Linked DNA regions of Homo sapiens: region 1 is linked to region 2. The links are chromatin loops, found by intact Hi-C in ENCODE. Cell type or tissue: mammary epithelial cell. All regions are shown on one strand. Links, peaks and the distances in the headings refer to the core of each region. The heading gives the core; the rest is flanking DNA. Region 1 has its middle 67 kb from the start of EDN1. Region 2 has its middle 64 kb from the start of TMEM170B.

Region 1 (11,643 bases), core at 1,146-9,145, 620 kb after region 2:
TCAAGAGTTATCTATACCGATTGTCTCTATTTCCTCATTCCTATCTGAGTTTTGACACACTCAGTGAAACCGCCATTGCCAAGCCATTGATAACCTCCATGTTACCAAATCCAATGATCAGCTCTCAGTTCTTATCAACTTTACAGCAACAGTTGAGCCAGCAACCTCTGAATGTTCAGAGAGGCTGTAGCTCTGTTGCTGACCAATTCAAACTGGTCTGCAATTTGAGTTGAATCCTGGGAGTTGAGCCTTGAATCTGCAGCTCCACCTGATTTTCTTCACTAGGCTTCCAAGGCACTTTTCCTGTTATCCTCTCCCTGCCTTTGCCTCCCCACTGCGGCTTCTTCTCTGTTTCCTTTTCTGGATCTTCTTTTCCTTCCTGGCCTCTAAATGTTTGAGTACCCCTAGGTACAGACCTCGCTTCTCGATCTACAGTCCACCGCCTGAAGCTCTCATCTGCCCCATAGCTTTGAATACCATGAATATGCTGGTAACTCCCAAAAGCATATCAACAATCCCCTTTAAGGGACACTGATATGCACCCCTGTTTATACTCCACATCTTTACTTGGATATCAATGGGCATGCGTACCAAACAGGATTCTAGGTTCTTCCCTCCTGTTTGTCCACAAATAGCTCTACCCTCCACCTAGTTTCCCAGACCACAAACCTGGGAGTCATCCTTGATTCCTCTTTTTATCTCACATCCCACAACCAATCTGTTAGCGTGTCTTGTCATCCCAAATTAGCATATGTCCCCTGACTCTGACCCATTTTCAGAACCTTCCCTACCAGCATCCTAGTCCAAGCCACTTTCCCTCTCCCAAGCTACTGCAGCAGCCTCCTAAAGATCTCCCTGCCTCCATTCTTGACCCTACACAGCATGCTTACAGAAAATCAGGCCAGTCTTTTCTTGTTTCCTTTCATCTTCCGAAATATTTATTGAGGTATAACATATGTTCCGTAAGGGGTTCAAATCTTAATGTTCAACTCAGTTTTTACAGATGCATTTGCTTTGGTCTGATGTTGGTGTCCCCTCCTCAAAATACATATGTTGAAACCTAAACCCAACACAATAGTATTTTTTTTTTTTTTTTTTTGAGACAGAGTGTCACTCTGTTGCCCACGCTGGAGTGCAGTGGCACAGTCTTGGCTCACTGCAGCCTCCACCTCCCAGGTTCAAGCAATTCTCCTGCTTCAGCCTCTGGAGTATCTGGGATTACAGGCATGCACCACTGTGCCCATGTAATTTTTGTATTTTTAGTAGAGACGGGGTTTCACCATGTTGGCCAGGCTGGTCTTTAAGTCCTGACCTCAGGCGATCTGCCTGCCTTAGCCTCCCAAAGTGCTGGGATTACAGGCGTGAGCCACCAAGCCCGGCCCCCAGTGCAATAGTATTAAGAGGTGAGGTCTTAGGGGATGATTAGATCATGAGAGCAAAGCCCTCTTGAATGAGATTAATGCCCTTATAAAAGAGGTTAGACGAAGCTTACCTCCCCTTTCACTCTTCCACCATGCTAGGATACAGCTAGAAGGCTCTATCTATGAAGGCAACATCCATGTCTGCCCTTACCAGACACCTAATCTGCTGGCACCTTGATCTCGAACTTCCAAGACTTCAGAACTATAAGCATTACATTTCTGTTGTTTATAAATTATGCAGTCCAAGGCATTTTGTTATAGTGCCCAAACGAATGAAGACATTGTATGTGGAACATCTGTGAGGATATAGACCACTTCTAGCACCCCAGAAACCTCAACCATGACCTCTCCCAGTCTATAACTCCCAAATGTAACAAATGTGACTTCTATCATGATAGATGACCTCCACTTTTTTGAACTTCGTATGAATGGAGAAATACTGAATGTATTCTTTCATATTTGGTTTCTTTCATCTCTTCATTAGGTCTGAAAAAAATTTCTTCTCTTGTATTTAGCTGTACCTTGTGATTTTTCTTTGCTGTTATCTTCCATTGTATGAATATACCACAATTTATTTATCCTTTGTAAAGTTAAAGAACATTTGGTCTATTTTTTAGCTTGGGGCTATTATGAGTAAATATGCTATGAATGCTCTTGTACACGATTTTTAGTGAACAGAAGCTGTTATTTCTTTGGGGTATATTTTTCAAATTTTTCTATTTATTTTTAGCTTTATTTATTTATTTATTTAGAGATGGGGGTCTCATTTTATTGCCCACGCTGGTCTCAAACTCCTGGCCTCAAGTGATCCTTCCATCTCTGCCTCCCCAAGTGCTGGGATTACAGGTGTGAGCCACTGAACCTGGCCTCTTTGGGGGTATATTTATTTGCAGGAGTGGAACTGCTTGGTCAAAAGAATATGTGTGGGCCAGGCGTGGTGGCTCACGCCTGTAATCCCAGCACTTTGGGAGGTTGAGACAGGCGGATCACTTGAGATCAGGAGTTTGAGATCAGCACGGCCAGCATGGTGAAACCCCAACTCCACTAAAAATAAATAAATAAATAAAAATAAAACAAAGCAAAAAACAAAAATTAGCCAGGTGTGGTGGCAGGTGCCTGTAATCCCAGCTACTTGGTATGCTGAGAGGCAGGAGAATCACTTGAACCCGGGGAGTGGAGGTTTCAGTGAGCCGAGATCACGCCACTGCACTCCAGCCTGGATGATAGAGTGAAACTCCATCTCAAAAAATAAAAATAATTAAAAAAATTTTAAAGTATATGTGCATTCAGCTTTAGTAGATACTGTCAATCCATTTTCCCAAGTGGCTTTATTGACTCATATTCCCACATAAGATACGAAGATTCTGGTTCCTTTACATCTTCACCAACACTTTTATTTTAGCCATTCTTCAGTGTCGTAGTCATTTTTTAACATAAAAATCAAAGCACAAACTGTCTCCTGACTACAATTTCCCAGGGCTCCTCCTGGCACTTCTCTGGGCCATCCTTCCCTTTTCATCCCTCCCCCTCATTGTCCTGCTCCCTCACTCCATTCACCAGGACTGTTTCCACCTCTGGATATTTTCTCTCCGTTTTCCTAAGCCTGGTGTGCCCTTTTCCCAGACATCGAAGTCCTTTGCTCTCTCATTTTCTTGAATTCCCTTCTCAAATGATACCTCCTTAGAGAGATCTTTGCCTCCTGCCATGCTCCTATTGCACCCTATCTTTTTACTCTGATTTCCCTTCACAGTACTTATCGGTTGTTGACCTTACGTCATACACTTGTTTATTTGTTTATTCTTGGTTTCCCTTGGTAGAATGCACACTCTATGAAAGCAGGAAAGTTGTCTTTCTTGATCATCTCTGCATATTCGGCGTTCAGTGCCCGGCAGAGGGCCTGGCACTTAGCAGGCTCTCAGATGTTTGGTACAAGAGTTCTCTATCTGAGCGAATTCTTTCTCCCCAGCAATTTTATCCCATCACTTACACTTATAATCATGTTCTCCTCTTTTCTTTCATCCAATCTTCATTTTTTTTCTATTCACTTCTCTTCTACCTTCTCTTTCCTTTCTCCTACTCTATTTCATTATTCATAGGAGGCTTTGGAATTACAGAGACGGCGGGGCCTCAGGTTGGATGCTGAACATTAAAGCTCTAAATTGCAGGGCAGCAGGCAAGGGAAAAAGCAGAGCTAACACTTCTTTTGCAACGTTAAAAATGCATTATGACAGGCCTGGTGGCTCATGCCTGTAATCCCAGTGCTTTGAGAGGCCAAGGCAGGAAGATTGCTTGAGCGCAGAAGTTCAAGACCAGCCTGGGCAACATGGCAAAACCCCACCTCTACTAAAATTACAAAAATTAGCCGGGTGTGGTGGTGCATACCTGTAGTTTCAGCTACTTGGAAGCTGAGGTGGGAGGACTACCCGAGCCAGAGAGACTGCAGTGAGCAGAGATAGCGCCACTGCACTCCAGCCTGGGCGACAGAGCGAGACTCCACACCCCTCCCTGCAAAAATGCATTATCATACTCTACACTTTATCTTGAATTTAGCTGAAGGCTTTCATAGAAATTCTCCTCTCTGTTTCTCTATCCCTCTGCCTCTTTCCTTTTCTCTACACCTCCAACTAGACATTTCACAGACAAATCTCTGGAGTAGAGTCCATTCTATGTAACAGCAAGCCCCTCATGCTGTTGGTCACAAAACCACACTGTCAGAGCCAGAGACAGCTGTAAACCCTGCTCTCCCAGATGGAGAGCAGCCGGAGCCGGGATTTTGGTAGAGGGAGTTGGGAATACATTAGGGAAAGTCTAATGAGAACAAAAGAGGCAGCTGAATATTCCCCACTCCACCTTAGTGTGCAAGAGGGCAGCAGTCCAGATTTTTCATGGCGTTGGGGTCTGGCAGGGTCGTTAGTCTCTATCCAACAAGCATTAGAAAGAAACAGAAAATAACATATATCTGGGGGTGTGCCTGCCTGCCTCTGTCTTGTGCAAACAACAATAACTGGAAAACACGACTTAGCCCCTTACTTGATGGAGGGAGAAATTTGGAACTCTTCTGAGATGATGAAAGAATAGAACTAGATAAGGAAAGTAAAATGCTGTTCCTGGTCTGAAAAAGAGAAATGATTGATCTGTAGTAACACCAACTACAAAGAGTACAATCCAGGTAGACTCCTCTGACGCTGGCACCCTGTCACAGAGAGGGGGAAGAACATCAGGCTTATTCGCATGTGTGCAAATGGCCAAGCACTAATGTAGGAGGACTGACGGGAGTCTATCTATCTGTGGCTTCTGGGTAGACACAGGCAAGCCTAACCCTGCCCGGGCCTGTGTCTGATGGCGAGGCTTGGTATATACTACAAGCACCTTGTCATTAGGGTTTTATCGTGCTATGGATATGCTAACGATACATTTATAAACAAAGTTTCTAAGTAGTGCAATTGCCGAGGAAAAACTGATTGATTTATACAAGTGTGGATTTTTTTTAGACATCCCGTTCCATGCCTTAGGGTTTCTAGTGTTCTCTAGCTGGGCAAGTCCAGACTCACTTTGGTCTTGTTCTGGGTGTTTTCCGAGGCTGTGCTCGCTCTGTGTGGATGACATGAGTGTGTGTGGAGTTTATGGCTGTGATAAAATACAGCTCTGGCATTTGCTGTGGTTCCCTATCGAAAGCCACGCTTTCTCGGCACTGGTTGCCTCCCACTGTAGAATCTGAAAATCTCAGATAATCACATTCCTGGTGTGTTTGTAGCTCAGCAGAGGAATGGCACCCAATCCTGGGCAAAGGAATGTGAAGGTTTCTGGAAAACAGGTTTTCTTCCCCAATTTTCAAAGAGAGGTTTCTTCCGGTCCCTGCCTTCGTTCGAGGGAGCACGTGATACTTGGCACTGCAACCACAGTCTTGTGAACCTGTGGGAGCAGCACCAAGGACCACGAAGAGGCTGCCCCAGGGCCCAGGAGTCACTGAATGACTGAGCCAATCTGGAATTGCTTCTCTCTAGGGCCCTTTTAGTCACATATCTTGCTTCTTGCAGAAGAAAGCATTAACAATGAATTACAGCATATTTAGTCGGCTATGCGTTAATGACAACGTAGACCCAAATCCCCCTTTCAAGGCCCCTCAGGGCTTCTCACTGCAGGTAGAATAAAGCATGAGGTCCTGAACAATCAGCCCCTCCACCTCTCCAAGCTTCTCAGGCCTTGCTCTATGTTCCCCACGTAGTCTCCTCCTTCACTTTCCTGTGTGTTCTCACTGTCAAATTCTACCTCAGGGCCTTTGCACACACTGATGAACTGAATCCTATTCCTTCCTCTGCACTGACTTTAAAAGCTGCTTCCTAGGAATGGCCTTGTTCTCTTACTCAAACTAAAGCAGATGCCTGGTGTTATTTTTCTCTGTCAGTTCCCTGCTCTTTCCCTCGGAGGCCGTAGCCAACTGTGTGGGGCTCCCTTAACATGCATTCCAGTCTCCTTCTCGAAGGCAGGGCCTAAGACTCAAACTGCCTTTCCCAGGCTCCATTGCAGCTGGGTTCTAGAAATGGTTGAGATTCTGCCCATCAGACATACCTGTGGGAGGTGGTTTAGACATGCTGCTACATGGTGAGAGAGAGCTGGATAGAGGGGTTCATCTGACTGGCCGGGGTCCTGGCAGAGGATGTGAGATTCTCTCCTTAACAAGGGCAGGAGCTCCCTCGGTGGCCTAGTTCTGCAATAGTTGGGGGCGATGATCTTGGAATTTTGGCCTAGAGTTGTTTCTTTAGGCCTCTTTAGAATATGGAGCTAGCTGTACTCTTAATGCACGCCTGTCTGCTTAATTTGTCTATAGTGTATCCTGTTGTCCATAATTACAAACTTTGACCCATAAAGCAATAGTCATTGCAATTTGTAATTATATATTCATTTCATACATTTCCTAACACCCTGGTATCTCTAACTAGCCTCTGTGCTCTGAACACTTAACATAGGGTACAGTGTCTGTAGCTCAATATTTATTGATGGGTAAATAAGTAGACAATTGAGCAAAACCAGACATTGCATGTAAAGTTAGAAGAAAAGAGAAAGTCCTGAAGTTGCATCTTTGATATTTAAATCTTGAGTGATTTGAAAGAAGCCAGAAGCTGACATTTACAATAAGTTCCCAACTTGCTCAATTCACCTGGCAGGCTCATCGCTGTGATAGCCAAACTAGAACAGAGGTCCAGGGAATATGAATTCCAACTGTTATTAAATGCAATAGCAATCTTAACCGTAGGATTTTTGTTTCTCAAGAAACATAATTTGTCAGGAGAGATTTCTCAGAGCCTTTCCTGTTCCTCCTAAGAGAGTATATCCCACTCTGAGATGCTCTCTGGTACCATGGAACTCTCCATCAAAGGTGCAGCCTCACATTCTCTCCTGGGCAGTTCCCTGATTCGACTGTCATGCCCACTTGACTGTCAGATCCATGAGGGCAAGAGCGCACATTGCACAATGCCTAGCACACAATTAACACTTGGTATATGTTGGCTGAAGAACAAATGGGTTGTACTGCATGTTATTTAATCACAAATTTTGAGGAATTTCACACAGGACTAAAATTAGTGTTATATTTACACTAATTATTGAGTCAGATGGCTCTTTTTCTGGCTTATTTGTGTGTGCACATTTTAACTGCATGTCTTACACATGTAAAAATATTTTTTTTATACAGGCTGCAGCCTTCTTCCATTGTTGCAGGCTCTCTCTTCTACTGTGGGACTTTCCCCTCTCGAATGCTGAAAATAGCAAAAAAAGTGTGTCTCTCATTCTCTTTCCCCTCACTCTTTGCAGCTAGGCTTATTCCCTGAGCCCTCTCTCTACCTGATGTTCTCGCTAAATGCTTATACTCTCTGAGGTCATCCATTGTTTGAGTTATTCCTGACAGACTCTCACCATTATAAGTATTAAAGGGGAGGAAGAAGGGGCTGAGGAGACTGAAGGGAAAAGGGGAGAAACCCCTCATCTCAGAAAACCCCTCCAGAAAGATCATCTCTTTAGGAAACAAGGCAAAACTGCGGTTGGTATTTCTCCACTGTGGCCAAATATTTTGACTCAAAGTCTGATGTAGCCCATGTTTAATTCTGCTCTGTTTATTGATGTATGTTTCATGAATGGGAATAGAGTTTGCTGTTTTACTCCAATATAATTTATAGTACATTTCTTCTGATACATTATAGGCATATATGACTGGCATATTATTTGTGCATATAAATAATGTATTTCCTCTTCTTTTTTTCTTTTTTTTTTTTTTTTCCAGAGACAGGGTCTCACTTTGTCACCCAGGCTGGAGTGCAGTGGTGTGATCATAGCTCACTGCAGCCTTGACCTCCTGGGCTCAAGCAATCCTCCAGCCTCAGCCTCCTGACAGCTGGGACTATAGACGTGCATGACCATGCCTGGCTACTTTTTAAATTTTTTCTACAGAAGGGGTCTCACTATGTTGCCCAGGCTTGTCTGGAACTCCTGACTGCAAGCAATACTCCTGCCTTGAACTCCCCAAGTGTGTTGGCTCACGCCTGGAATTACAGGTGCAAGCTACCACACCTGGCCCTCTTCTCTTTCAATTACTCCTTCGATGCTTATAACTGGCACCAATGTCCAAGATCTTTACTGACTCCAGGAGCCCCTATGAGCACACAGATCATTAGACTCTCAGTTTTACTCCCCAAGTAGTTGGGATGCCCTAGTTCTGAAATGCTCTTCCTTGCAACCGGAGTTGAGGACCCTGGTATCTTCTCATGTCCTTCCTTCTCACCCATCTTCTTGAATACGACTCCCCAACACATGGACACACAAGCATGTGCATATACACACACACACACTCTTCACCCATCCATAAGGTCCATGCTCCCCAGGGATTCGGGAATCTAGAGGGTGCTGTCAGCAGCCTGTCTGGGGCCATAAAGCATAACTGCCAAGCTGCAGGATTGAAGACAAAATTCCGATGCAAAGATAGGAGCACAGATAGGGACATACAAAGGCAGATGGCACCATAGCCCAGGAGCCCTAGATCCCTGGATCCCTGGGTATGTGTGAGCAAAGGGGAAGGGAGTGGTAACGGAGAGGGTGAGAAACTCATGCAGCTATTTTGTAGTACCTTCAACTCAGGACTCCTCAACCTCTTAAAAACCAGTTTCATCTTAACTTGGTTTAACCAAGTTTGCCTTCAGTAACAGTAATTTTTTATTTAAAAGTTTTATTATGTGGTGAGAATGTTTAAAAACTTACTCTTAGAAATTTTGCAGTATACAATACATCATTATTAATTATGGTCACCATGCTATGCAATAGATCCCTAACACTTATTTCTCCTGTTTACCTGAAAGAGTAAATTTTGAATATTCTCACCCTAAAAAATTTGTAAGTAGGTGAGGTTAATTAGCATGTTAATTAGCTTTAATTTTTCTACAATGTATACATATATCAAAACATCTTATTGTACCTTGTAATTTATACAATTCTTTTTTTTTTTTTTTTTTTTTTGAGGTGGAGTCTCACCCTGTTGCAGAGGCTGGAATGCAGTGGCACGATCTTGGCTCACTGCAACCTCTGCCTCCTGGGTTCAAGCGATTCTCCTGCCTCAGCCTCCCTAGTAGCTGGGATTACAGATGCCTACCACCATGCCCAGCTATTTTTTTTTGTATTTTAGTAGAGACAGGGTTTCGCCATGTTGGCCAGGCTTGGTCTCTAACTCCTGACCCCATGATCCTCCCGCCTCAGCCTCGCAGAGTGCTGGGATTACAGGCGTGAGCCACCACGCCTGGCCTGTAATATATACAATTCTTATTTGTCAATTAAAAATAAGAGAATATTAAATAAGAATTAAAACTAGAAAAACATTTTATTATTGGCAGTATTTGGGTCATGCAAAAGAATATATGTAACATATCTCAGTATTGTCACACAATGACAACACAAATACTTGTGAGGCAATGAAGTTCACATGTCAATGCTGAGCCCCGTATCTCAAGTGCCCCTAACTTTTCATAGTCACATGACATTCCTTTTACAGAACATACAAACTTTCATGCTAGATATTGAAAAGAAGTCTAAAAATGCAGCTACCAGGGGGAATCAACAAGTTGGTATGAATGAGCTTCAGGCAAGGCATAAATGGTGGCAGCCAGTTATGAGAGGGTTGGAAGGGGAAAGGTTCTTCAGGCCTGGGGGATGAGGGGCAGGGAAGGATTCATACCTCCTAAGGAGGAGGAAGAAAGGGGGGCTAGATATTAAAAAAGAAAATGCCCCAAGTTTTATAAGACTTCTCCCACACGTGCACCCCACTAACTGTCTCTATTCAGAGACATATAAAAATTGTGGACAGAAGTACTTCAAAATCTGTTTCGTCACAGGTGAGAAAGTACACAGCTTTGTAGAGACTATTTCCAAGATGGTAATATTTATATCGGCAATATTTATAATTTATGGAGTGCATATTGAGTGTCTTATGCTAAACTCTGGGGCTATAACTCAGAAAAATGAGATTTAGAGCTCAGGCATGCTACAGCCCAGAAGGCAGACAGACAAGAACTTAGAAAATTCCAAAACAGTCTCAAAGGGTGATTCTCTTACTCCAGTTTGATACACACTTCCACTGCATCCTAGAGCCTCTTCAGAATTAAGATAAAACATTTCTTGGTGCAGTAATTTTTTTTTTTTGAGGTGGAGTCTTGCTCTGTCGCCCAAGCTGGAGTGCAGTGGTGTGATCTCAGTTCACTGTGACCTCCGCCTCCCAGGTTCGAGTGTTCTCCTGCCTCAGCCTACTGAGTAGCTGGGATAACAGGCATGCACCACCATGTCAGGCTAATATTTTTGTATTTTTAGTCGAGACAGGGTTTCACCATGTTGGCCAGGCTGGTCTCAAACTCCTGACCTCAAGTGATCTGCCCACCTCAGCCTCCCAAAGTGCTGGAATTACAGGCGTGAGCCACCACACCTGGCCAAGTGTAGTGATTTATTTAATGCCTGTCTTCGCTGATGTTTTGTTAGCTCCAAGAGACAGGACTTGTGTCCATCTTGTGGACTGCCATACACTGGCACCTTACTCTGGCTGGCGCTTAATAAATAATCATTATATAAGTGAGTGGGTAAATGAATGAATGCTAGAAAAGAGGCAAGCATGGCGTGCTGAGTGGCCAGTAACCATCCTGGGGGTCAGAGAGGCTTTGGGGAAGAAGTGATATTTAAGCCGAAACCTGAAGGAGAAATGGTATTTAGCCAGGTAAAGAAAGAGCAACGCTTCAAAAGCCCAGAGGCAAGAGCTCTTGGAGCAGCCTGAGGGTACTGGAAACGAAACTGCATGGCTGAAGCTTACAGATGCTGCTCTGTGCATGGGCTGTTGTGCAAAGTAGAAACTTCTCATCTCGAGGTGAATAAATTGCAGAAGGGCGTCCCCTCTCTAGGCCAACCAATGAGAAAAAAGAGACTTCCTCTGGGATGATTGAGTCTCTCCGCTGTGCACCAGGAGGCTGAGGTCAGCCTCTATATGAGCCTTTGTCGGGGAGCCCTCCTGTAGGATGCCACCTGCACAGGCATGCCCAGAAGCCTTGGGAGGAGGGAGGAGGGTGCCGAGAGCTGAGTTAGATCTTGGTAAGCAGGAGCTGACTCAAAAACAGCTTTTATGGCACTCTAAGGAGTTTGAACTTTGCTCTATGGGCAGCGATGCACTTTTGAAGAACTTTAACCTAACAGTGACTCTCTTACAGAAGTTCGTTCAACAGACATTTATTGTGCTCCTGCTTATGCAAGAGGCACACCAGTACATGCGGTTCTGGGGGTACACATGGTGAGGAAAAGAGACACGGTACCTGCCCTGGTGGAATTTACGCTTTACTAGTGAAAGAACGCATACTGGGGGACAAGTAAGAGACAGAACACCGTGAGAGCAGCTTGAACTAGAGGGAGAATCTGTTAAACAATCCTGCAAGGTCAACGTGGTATTCTGTTTTCCAGATAAGGAAACTGAAGGTAGGGAGGTTTAAGTAACTTATCCAAGACCACGCAAGTGAGCTTCAAATGCACTTGGTGTGATTTCAAATCCCATATCCTTGTACTACAGAGATAAGAACAAAATGATGAATAATATGTTCTTAAAAAAAACCTGAAACATGAATATAGAAAAGATGTATCATTACATTTACACACACTCACACACACACACTCACACCCACACATCCCCTTTATCTTCCTTTCCACTCACCCA
Region 2 (11,643 bases), core at 2,025-10,024:
AGATGTGGAGATTCTTTTTTTTTTTTTCTTTTTCTTTTTTTTTTTTTTAAAGCCTTTTTTCACGCCAGGCGCAGTGGCTCATGCCTGTAATCCCAGAACTTTGGGAGGCCGAGGTGGGCGGATCACGAGGTCAGGGATCAGGACCATCCTGGCTAACACGGTGAAACCCTGTCTCTATTAAAAATAGAAACAAATTAGCCGGGCGTGGTGGCGGGCGCCTGTAGTCCCAGCTACTCGGGAGGCTGAGGCAGGAGAATGGCGTGAACCCAGGAGGCAGAGCTTGCAGTGAGCCAAGATGGCACCACTGCACTCCAGCCTGGATAACAGAACGAGACTCTGTTTCCAAAAAAAAAAAAAAAAGCCTTTTTCAAGTTGACAAATAAGAATAATATATATTTATGGTGTGCAATATCACGGTTTGATAGATGTATGCTTTGTGCAATGGCGAAACCAAGCCAATTAACATATGCATTGACTCATCTACAGTCAGGTGTGGCTTAACCACAGATACTTTCTGAGAAATGTGTTGTTAGATTCTGTCCTTGTGCAAATATAGAGTGTACTTTTTTTGATAAGTAGGAGTACACTCTATAACCATAATAAAAAGTACAGCATCATACATAATAAGCCAGTAGCAGAGTTGTTTATTTCCACTATCAAGTATTATGTAGCATACATCATTGTATGCGGTAGACCGTTACATGACTGGCAGTGCAGCAGATTTGCTTACATCAGCATCGCCACAAACACCAGTAATGCCTTGCCCCATGTCACTAAACCATAGAAATTTTTCAGCTCTTTGACAGTCTTATGGAACCACTGTCATGGGGGGGTCCATCATCGAACAAAACGTTGTTATTTAGCACATAACTGTACTTATTTATTTGTGGTGAGAACACTTACAATCTACTTTCTTAGCAATTTCAAGTGTATTAACTATAATCACCATGTTATCAGATCTCTTGAAACTCATTCCTCTAATTGAAGTTTTGTATGTTTTGACCAACATCTCCCTAATCGCCTCTCCCCTGCCCCCCAGCCCCTGGTAACCTCCATTCACTCTGCTTTTATGAGTTAGACCTTTTTGGATTTCCCATAGAAATGAGGTCTTGTGTTTTGCCTTCCTGTGTTTCACTCAGCACAGCATCCTCCAGTCTCATCCATGTTGTCACAAATGGTAGGATTTCATTATTTTATATGGCTGAATAGAATTCCACTGTGTGTGAATATACCTCATTTTCTTTATCCATTCATCCATTGATGGACTCTTAAGTTGATTCCATATCTTGGCCATTGTGAATAGTGCTGCAATAAACAGGGGAGGGCAGGTATGCCTTTGACATAGTAGTTTCATATTCTTTGAATATATATCCAGAAGTAGGAGTACTGGATCATATGGTAGTTCTACTTTTAATTTTTTGAGGAATCTCCATATTGTTCTCCATAGTGGTTGTAATAGTTTACATGCCCACCAACAGCATGTAAGTTTCCCTCGTGAGACATGGAAATTCCTGTCCTGCCCCTTGAGACAGTTGGGGACTTCAGCAAATGCCTTTACCTCTTTATCTCAGTCTTTTTCTTTTCTTCCCTTCCTTTTTCTTTTTCCTTCCAAGCTTTGACATGTCAGGGACAGATCAGATGATCTCTGCCCAGTTCTATAAACTCTGTGGAGAGTCATATCATGTTGACACAAAGCTCCTTATGGGAGGAGACGATCCTGAGAAAAACAGGTTAAAAACAAGCAGAACTCAGCTTTTACTTTCATCCTCCCCTGGGCACATCTGCTGTCTACCATTCACTCCTGCATTCTCGGGTTTTGTAGCCTTAAAAGAAATTCCCATGGGAACCACTTTTGGGCTGAAGGATGTTCTCAAAACACAAAAGACCTTGAAACAAAAAAGGCATGCTACTTTTTAATATTTAAATAAAAATATTTTTAATGGCAAAAAGAAAAAAGAAACTCTCCTTGACTAGGAAATAGAAACAGGTTGAAAGTTTCATTGGATAAGAGAAGAATTTGGCATCCTGATGGCAAGGGTTGGCTTCAGGCACAATTGTGATGGGGGTGAGATTGGTCTTCAGCAGCCCCTACCTCCAGCACCCTGGCCTTCAGGAACCCATGGCCCCAGGTTCCCTGTCCAGAGCACAGCCCCCAGGCCCACCCTCCCAGTCCCCTGGCAATGCCCAGGGATGCAGCTTGTTCTCTAGCCAGGGTTGGTGACAAAACATGTCCGAGAAAAAATTATTCCTGACACTTGTTAAAGAATGGTAAGGCAGACTTTATTCAGCAGGACTATCGAGGTAGGTATCAAGACTACCACAGGGGGGTTTTGCAGTGGGCATGAGAGATTGGGCTCAGCTCTTAGTACACAAGGTCAGCGGACGAAAAATTCCTAGAGAAAACATCAAAGGTAACAGGAGATTCTGCTAAAGTAACCTAGCAGGATTCTGACTGAAGACAGACCAGTGTGATCACATATCACCTAGGAGACGGTGGAGACGAGGAACCTGGTGAGATACCGAGGATGGGAGATTCCGGCTAAACAGATTTAGCAAGATTCTTGCTAAATTGGGCAATGCAAAGACTGACACGGAAGTCCAAAGGTCAAGGCATAGTTGAGAAGAGAGTTCAGAGGATCCTCCTACAGTTTGGTCAAAGAAAGAATCTTGGTCACATGGCTAGTAACTGTTTACCGAGAGAAGAAGGTGAATAGGGCTAAATGACAAGAATGAGCTACTTCTTAGAGATAGATCCTTTCATTTTATAAACTCTTTGGTACTGACAAAGAGTTGCTCCATGACCAAAATTTAGTTAGGCTCCTCTAAGCCCTCTTTTTCATTAGGCCTTGACCGTGGCCCCCCCAATCCTTGTTCTGTCCAGACAAATTTTAGCAAAGAATCCTGCTATGTCGGTTTAGCCAGAATCTCCCTCCTGCTGAGGTCTCCTCTTAGTAATTCCTAGTCACTTTCCCCCTCACTCTGTTCCTTGCTGTAAATCCCTGCATATCCTTGCTGCATTTGGGGTTGAACTAAATCTCTCTCTCCTATTGTAATAGTTTTGAATATAGTCTTCCTTGCCATAATGACAAGTGTCAGCATAATTTTTTCTTTAACAGTACCCATTAAGTTCCAGGTCTTATTTTTACTTAGATAATCAGACTGAGGCTGACCTGGAAGCACGGAAGGGTCTCACGGGGACAGGGTGTGCTATGGAAAGACAGGCACGCAAGCAGATAAATGATAAGTTGAGTACCATGACGGTGGTAGGAGTCAGCTGCTATGAGAACCTAGAAAACAAAACAACTAATCCCAAGCAGGTACACTTTGAGCTGTGTACTACAGAATGAGTAGGGCTGGGTGCGGTGGCTCACGCCTGTAATCCCAGCACTTTGGGAGGCCAAGGTGGGTGGATCACGAGTTCAGATGTTTGAGACCAGCCTGACCAACATGGTGAAACCCCATCTCTACTAAAAATACAAAAATTAGTAGGGCGTGGTGGCATGTGCCTATAATCCCAGCTACTCAGGAGGCTGAGGCAGGAGAATCGCTTGAACCAAGGAGGCGGAGGTTGCAGTGAGCCGAGATGGCACCACTGCACTCCAGCCTGGGCAACAGAGTGAGACTCCATCCCAAGAATGAGTAGAATTTCACCTGGTAGAGAAATGGAGGAAAGAGCATTCCAGGAAGAGAAGGTTGAGTAGAGATCTTCCATGTTTTGGCCCAAAAAAGTGATTCTGCCAGTAGGAATTCCAGGTACCATTTGGGGCACCCCTCAAATTGTTATACCAGGGGCACAGCTGCTGTTCCTATCCATGGGCCATCAGGTGCCCCATCACACCTGGGGTCCTGCCTCAAGGAAAACCCCCATTTCCATCCCGCATGACACAGGGCCCTGCCTCTGCTCTCGTAAAGGGGTTTACTAAAAAGGAACTCGGGCCCTTTGGCTTAAAATGTCAAAGAGAGGTTGGACTCTTTCCTTAAAAATAAAATATTTCATTTGGTTCTTCCGAAAGTTACTGATAAGACCAAAAAGGGTAAAGCAGGGAAGGAAGAGTGAGAAGACAAACATTGGCACCAATGCCTGGAAAACGATTCCCTGCGGGTGGAAAATGCTTCGGTCATTTCTCCCAGGCAAGGCTGGAAGCAAAGAAATCATGAACAGAAGTGCATGGAAAATCCGAGCAAAATATTTTTAGCTGGTTGACCTTTTAGTAAGAGTAGTATCTCCTTTAAAAGAAAAATTATCGAAAGAATGTTATGTTACTAATACTCAGAAGGGAGGAAGGGAGGGGGCTAAGCCAGAAGTCAGAATATTCAAGCTTGCGTGGACTTTTGGGGGGCCTAGGTGCCCAGCAGCTCATCCTTCTGAACCAGGCAGTATCCAATCATTGCTAGCATCTGGCATTCCCATGTTGAAATGTGTCTGTGGAACCAGCTCTGGATTCTCGAAATATTCCCATATGGCTCCCTCCCGCCCTTTCCCGCCTCCTTCTTCCCTTCTTCCCATTCTTCTTCCTTCTTTCCCGTCCTCCTTCCAGACCTCCCTAACTTGATTCCGCTGAACCTGGGTGGATTGCTTTGCCGGAATAAACTCTGACCTAATCCCACTCTGGGCTCTGCAAAATTCTCTGCTGACTGGTTCTTTCTCAAAATACTCCACTGTCCCTCAGACAAAGTCAACTCCAAGTAAAATTATGGAGCATACAAGGCTTCATTTTGTTTTGGTTCCCGTCTACCTTTCCTTTTTATAGGCTTTTCATCTCCATTTCTTTTCCCTCTCATCCTAAAATCTCAAGTACTCAGTGTTCCTGTCGCTTGAAGTCCTCACTGTAGCAGTCTGTCCAGTTCCACTCTGTTTTCCAAAATGGCCTATCCCAGTCACCTTCCACCACTCTCATTCCCTGGGATAGCTGATATTGGCTAATTTTTAGAAACAGGCAGAGGGTCAAGGCAATCCACAATTGCCCACAACTGACCTCCCTCTTTATGTGCTGCTTTTCCCATTTTGATATCTCCCCCCAGCATTATTGAGGTATGATTGACAAATAATTGCATATATTTAGGGTGTATGACATGATGTTTTGATATCTGTACACATGGTGAAATGATTACCGCCATCCAGCTAACCCATCCATCACTCAACCTAGTTACTATTTCTTCCCATTTTGATTTTAAAGGCACATTTCTTTCTTTTCTTTTTTTTTTTTTTTTTTTTTTGAGACGGAGTCTCGCCCTGTCACCCAGGCTGGAGTGCAGTGGCACAATCTTGGCTCACTGCAACCTCCACCTCCCGGTTTCAAGCGATTCTCCTGCCTCAGTTGCCCAATTAGCTGGGATTACAGGTGCCCGCCACCATGCCTGGCTAATTTTTTGTATTTTAGTAGAGACAGGGTTTCACTGTGTTGCCCGGGCTGGTCGCAAACTCCTGAGCTCAGGCAATCCACCCGCCTTGGCCTCCCAAAGTGCTGGGATTACAGGCATGAGCCACCGTGCCCGGCCTTAAAGGCACATTTCTAATAGTGAAATAGGAAGTTCTAAAGTGGTAACACATTTTCTGCATGCACCTCATTCTATCCATCATATAGGGAATTTCCTGCTGTTCCTTTCTGTTAGGCTGGCTCCAGCCATGCCTGGGGTCATGACTTCCAAGAGACTCACAGCTGGGTCCTGGGTCGGGGGCGTGGGCCTCAGGGTTGAAAGCTAGATGGGGGAACAGGTATCAGGTTACAAAGGTAAGGTTGGGAGTGGGCAGGCTGTCCCTGCAGGGAGCAACCTGGAGGTCTGACTTTGCTGTTGGACCAACTCTTGGAATGGATACAAGTCTTTTCCTTTTCTCAGAAAGTCTTAGTCTTATTGTGTTCACTCTTCCCTGGACGCTCAAAGTTAAGCTGTTAGAAACTAGTGAGCCTTCAGGGCATGTGTGCTTTTATTTTAAAGGCTCTGTGTGGTCCAGACCTCCCATGTATATTCCCATTCTCTTCTGTTTAACCAGACAGGGACTTCCAAACCTTTTTCACTCTTGCCAGACCCAGCGCCACATCTACTGCTGCCCCTCACCTGACCTTACTTGGCAAATGCCTCTGACTCATCCAAGAGGGACTCTGCAACCTGTCTCACCACACTGAATGTTTGCTGTTCTTACCTGTCCCTTTCTCCTTTAACTTTTCAGGAATGATGTCTTCCTCTTCCTCTTACAGGAGAATGTCCCCTTTGTCCCTGAACTTGAGCATTGGTCCTCCTACAATCTCCGTTGATTTTGTCCCATGACCTGTGTCTTCCATTGCACTGTGACTCTCTCGCTACAGATTATGAATAGTCTCACATCTCCCTAGACTCCTACACTGGAAAAAGAAAACCCAAGCCTCCTTCTTCCTTTGATCTACCAGCACATCTTCCTCCTCCCTCCCAGGGCCACCCTTCTTGGAGGTGGAGTGTCCACTCCCAGCCCACACCTGCAGAAGCCTCACCCTCACTCTCTCTCACCGACTTCTTCCACCTCAGCCTTCCTGGATGCCTGGACCAAAGGACGTTTCCTCAATCATGATCCTCCCCCTCCCCATGCCACGTTAGCCTCCCCTTTTTCAAACTGTGTTTCCCGGGCTGCAGTGGCACTTCTCTGCCTTGATTTTTCTCATACCCTTGAAATCATTCCTGTGTCTTCTTTCCTAATCTTCCTGCCCTTCCCACTCCCGCTTCTTTCCAAATGTACAGGCTTTGTTCATTTTCTCTATATGTACATTCTAGCCTTATTTTTCTTTCTTCTTTGGACTTTATCTGTTACCTCTGCGAATGGCCCCTGGAAGTGGGGATGATATCAGTGGGTGTGCACCAGCCCAGCTGTGCCCATTGTTCACAGTATGCCCATTTCCATGGCTATTGCCTGTGCCTTACTGGTTATTTGATATTTAGAATATTTGTCCTGCCTAGGAGTCCTTCCTCCAAGATACCTCAAAATCTGTAATTATATAAGACAGGAGAGGTTCTGAAGCAACAGCTATGAGTCAAGAAAAATAGCCACTCAAAAGACTTTTCATTTAGTTCATTTAGTAAGAATTGCTTCTTTGAGATCCTGCTCACAAGGCCTGGGTGACAAAAGCCCACTTCCCCACCCTCTTCTGCTCCTCTCTCCCAATGGAAGTCACTTCTTCCTTCTTTGTGCTCCTACAGCACTTTATTTGGGTCTGTAATTACACATCATTATTAATAATGTACACTCTGCCCTTTATTATTTGTGTATGTCTGTCTTTATCTCTGCAATGACTATTGGTTTTTCATTTCCTGTAGTGATTTAAAATACGTACCCATCATGGGATACATGTTGACTGAATCCACCTGCATTGGGATGACTGCTGCAGAAGGCATTGACTCTGTTTCATCCCTGCACTTATTTGGGCTCATGTGCAATGCTGAGCTACCCAGAGGACATCTGTGTGAGTTCCAGCAGCAGCAGCCAATCAGCTAATCATCCTTTTTCCAGTGCCAGGCGAGGTTGACTGGGACCCTGAGTTTGGTTCTACCGTTTGGAAATAACACAGAGGATTACTTCTTGGGGTCTCTCAGCCAACCAAAGTCACTTCTTAAGACTGGGCCTTTCTACAGAGGAATCTTAGGAGCAGAGGCTCTTAGATCAGATGAGAAAAGGGTGATGGAGAATCTGGTTTTCCTTCTCAGATCGTTCCTTTCAAGTCCCATCCTAAAGACTTCACCAACGCTGAGGTCCAACTATCCTGATCAGAATTCAAACCAGGTTCCCATGAGCACTGGCTCATCCACAAAGTTAGTAGGCTTGGTAATGGCCAGGCCTTGAATTCCCAGAGTCTTGGATTGACCCAACCAGGGAGTAGTTGGAGAGACACATGACAAGGGCCATGCCCTGGAAAGCTGGGCCAGAGCACCTATCAGTTGATCACAATTGCAGGGCATGAGGTGAGAGAGAAAAGTAACAGAGTAACCAAGAAGTCGCCCTCCTAAGTTGGAGCAAGGTACCAAATGACCTAAAGTATTGGGGTGGCAGGACTGACTGTGCAGGGCACCCTGTCTGGGGCTGATGGACTGGACATAGAAGGATGAGGAAGTTGTCAGCACCAGAGAGTTGATGCTTATCTCCAGGAGATCAGCTGGGTGGTACGGGGCTGACCATAGAGTTAGGACGGGTGCTTCCTCACAGGGTAGCATGGAAGAGAAGGTTTTATTGCAGTAAGAAATTTAATCCCCTGGCAAAAGCAGTAATACCAGGATGACTTAAACTAGCTGGTAAAGTGGGAAGGAGGGAAGGGAGATGGAAGGGGTGAGGACAGACGGATCAGAATTTGTGCTTTGGGCAAGTCATACATACATACGATTTTGTGGATTTTGTCATGGTTAGAGGCAGGAGGGCCGTGATCAGCAGGTTTTCACTATTACGCGGGTCCCTAGACACATTCTTGACTTTCAAAATTTCATCACAGATATGTGAAAGATTCTGTGGAAGAATATAATAGCAAAAAAAAGAAGAAGAAGAGGGAGGGGAGAGGAGGAGGGGGAAGGAGGAGGGGGGAGGAGAAGGGGAGAGGAGAAGGGGGGTAGGGGGAGGAAGGCGAGGGGGACGAGGAGGGGAAGGGGAGGAGGGTGGGGGAGGAAGAGCGGAGGGGGAGGAAGGGGGGGTGAGGAGGGGGAGGAGGAGGAGAAGAAGAAAGAAGAGGAAGAAGAAACAGCAAACTAAGGATTCTGCCTCTAAACTGACAGTAGTCAATTTTTATCAGCTTCCAGAAGCTTCTTTTTTTGAATACTCAGTTAAACATGCATCACCTTTGTTTTAGGAACTTGGAATAGAAAACAGAGTACAAAGAACTCATCAGAACACCACAGACAGGACCTCTTGATCACTGGAGAAGCTATTCAGGCAGCCACTGTCCCCAGAGAACCCCAGGAAAGAACAAAAACAGGGGTGTCATTTTGGAGCCTTCAGTCAAGAATCATCTCCTGTTCTTGGCTGGGCTGCCATGAGGGTGGGGTGCACACAGAGCCCTGGGAAAGGAAGAAAACACGGTTGCAACACCACTATTTTGTTTCTTCTAACACCCTCCTTTTTCCCCACTCACATTTGAGCACTTACGGGCATCATTTGTTCTAAAACAAAGGAAGAAAAATATATCTGTTATGAGTTCCCTCTGTGCTTGACTGAGTTACCTGGCATTGGGATGGCTTGTTTTCTGGGATGCCCAGAGCTGTACACATTCCTTTCTGGGGTGAATACTTCGTATAGAGAGACATAAACAGCCAACTAGGCTGCAGGGAGTAAACCCTGTTACTAACTTTTCTTTCTTTGGTGCTACATTCCTGCGGAGATAAATATATAGAAAGACAGACAGATTATAAAGGAGGAAGGGCATTGTGTCAGCATGAGGGCTCCAAGAGAACAAAAAGGGTTATCGTGTGCAAAGGTTGAAAATAGAATTTAAAGCTATCAGGACTGGGGAAAGAGTTGAGGCCTCCCAGGAAAAATCTGCAAAGAAAACTTGAACCTTCCAGGAAAACAAGCCCTGGGTAGAGTTGGGTGAAACTGAAACCTGAAAATCCATTTTCCAGAAATGCGATTGGGCAGAGAGGAGGGAAGCCACTACTATCAAGTTTTTCCCAGAGCAAGCAAGGCACGCTGGCTTTGTACAAAGAGGCTTATTTAGAAGCTGCCCTGAGCTGAATGCAGGCAGGTGGGGCAGGGTGGGAGGGTGGGATGGGTCGTTGAAATGAGCCATCCTAACCTTTCAGACAGAAACAGTGCAGCCTAGCTGCTCTGAGGTGCATGTTTCTAAAACAAGACCTGGAACATTAATTTTACATTTCAGTCTCTTTGTAAAAAGCAGATGCTCCTCGCCCACCCCCTTGTTTTTTTTTGGCAAGCTTGTGAAAATCCAACGAACCAAGTCAAGGCTGTCCGCTAGCCACGGGTGCCTTTATCTTGTGGAGTATCTGTTCCTTTGTGGATCAAGCATGGAATGAAAACCGTGCTGAAGAAAGGTCGCTTCTCATTTTAGACTCCATTTCAATGGGTAGTTAACCTCTGAGTCAACCGACTCTGTACCCATGTTCAATTTCCTCCGCCTGTTGGGCTCTTCCATTTACCCTCTTTTATAATTAGAGTACATCTTGTTTACAGTGCACAAAGCTGGTTTAAGATCCAGTTGGCCATGTGCCCTCTCGTTACAGGACCGTGCTCAGAACAGTCAGCTGTGAGTGCAGCCAGTGGGATGAAAAAAACTAAGGGAAGGAAGCTGCCCTTTAAGGAACCTCGGCCTTACTGATTAAAGTAATAATTAAGCCATTATATCTGTTGGGGAGCTATTTGGGCTTGCCTGCTACCTTTTCCAACAAAAGCCCTCAGCCAGAGATTCCAGCCAAGCACCTCATTATCATGTGGGTGCCAGGGCGGCATGCCAGGATCGGCACCCACCCCAGGCAACATGGTTTAAATTTTAAACACCTGTCATCTCCCTGCCTCCATGTATCATTCATTTTCAGAGGGGAAAGTGACCCTAACAGGAAGTGGGGCTGCCTGATTCTGGGTTTGCCTTTGAAAGCCAGAAATGACCCTTCTCCTGAAATTTTATTCCAAATTTAATTTGAAGCTATCTCAGTCTAGAAATAGATTTGCATTGGCATCTCTTGTTGCAGTTGGTAAGGAAAGGAATTTAGGATTCAATTAGAATTGGTCTTCATTCTTAACAAGATTGTTGTCTTAAAGACAAGAAATATATAGCATGTCTCACTGCATCCCTCCACTCCCCACCATGGCAAAAAGGGCCCTGGCATGCATATGTGATTTTGTGACATGCAAAGATCCACTTTTACAACTCCATGGAGGCATATCTTATTTAGAGAACACTAAGGTAGTTTAAGGCTCTCACTGGCCACTTGCCTTCTTAAAACAGAGACAACCTATGGATTAGAGAGGAAGCAAGACTGGAGAAGGCAGTTTGCACCGATTGGGGCAGGGCAGGTAGAGGAGTGAGCATGGTTGTAATAAACTGGGTGGAATTTAAGGTCTCAGTCCAAAGGCATCCCATCTTGCTCCTTCTGGACCCCGTCTCAAGCCTGGCTCCAGCTCCTGAGTCCCACGGCTCTCCAAGGCCTCTTTCTGTTCATCACAGCCTACGGAGAGAGATGCAAAGTGGTTTGTGTTTATTTTAGAAATAATCTCAACGTTGCCAGGAAAAGGCTTTCTGGAAAATGCTGCAGAACTAAAGCTGGTCCAGTAGAAACCGGTGTAAGTGCAAAGAGCAGAGCCAGCTCCTCCCCAGCTCTTTCCCCAGGCTGTTCTTCCTGCTTTTTGATCTCAGCCTCACTCTACTCCATCCCTTCTTGATCCAAGTCCAGAGTCTCTTTCACACCAGCCACGCTGCCAGCATTGTCGGGAGGTTTGATGTGGTGTGAATTCCTGCCCCTGGGAGATGGACGGAGAAATTCACAGAATCTTGGGAAAAGAGAGCTTGGGAAAATCCTGAAGTCTCTCTTTGCAGCCTTTCTTCTACCAACAGACAAGATGGAAACTGGCCATTTCAGAGCACTGGCTTCAAGGATGTCTAAGGGTAGAGATTCCTTGGGCTTGTGGGCAGGGGCTCATTTCTGTGTGTTGTTCCAGATGGTCCAGGTTCTTCTGTCTGTCCC

What was found. A loop is a pair of places that touch in the nucleus more often than their neighbours do. Peaks named below come from ENCODE experiments on the same cell type or tissue, not always from the same donor. Only the 100,000 strongest peaks of a DNase experiment are listed, where the experiment ranks them.
Region 1: it touches region 2 in a loop (4-fold over the local background); 3 of 110 quality-filtered maps call a loop at or near these places.

The regions. Positions count from the first base shown.
Region 1 is chr6:12,217,883-12,229,525 of GRCh38, forward strand. No RefSeq gene overlaps it. Among named protein-coding and RNA genes, the nearest start is that of EDN1, 67 kb to the right of the region's middle. In mammary epithelial cell, for the core only: no CTCF peak of the experiment used is centred there; a DNase peak (open chromatin) is centred at 4,869; H3K27ac peaks cover 735 bases.
Region 2 is chr6:11,596,318-11,607,960 of GRCh38, forward strand. No RefSeq gene overlaps it. Among named protein-coding and RNA genes, the nearest start is that of TMEM170B, 64 kb to the left of the region's middle. In mammary epithelial cell, for the core only: no CTCF peak of the experiment used is centred there; no DNase peak of the experiment used is centred there; H3K27me3 peaks cover 286 bases.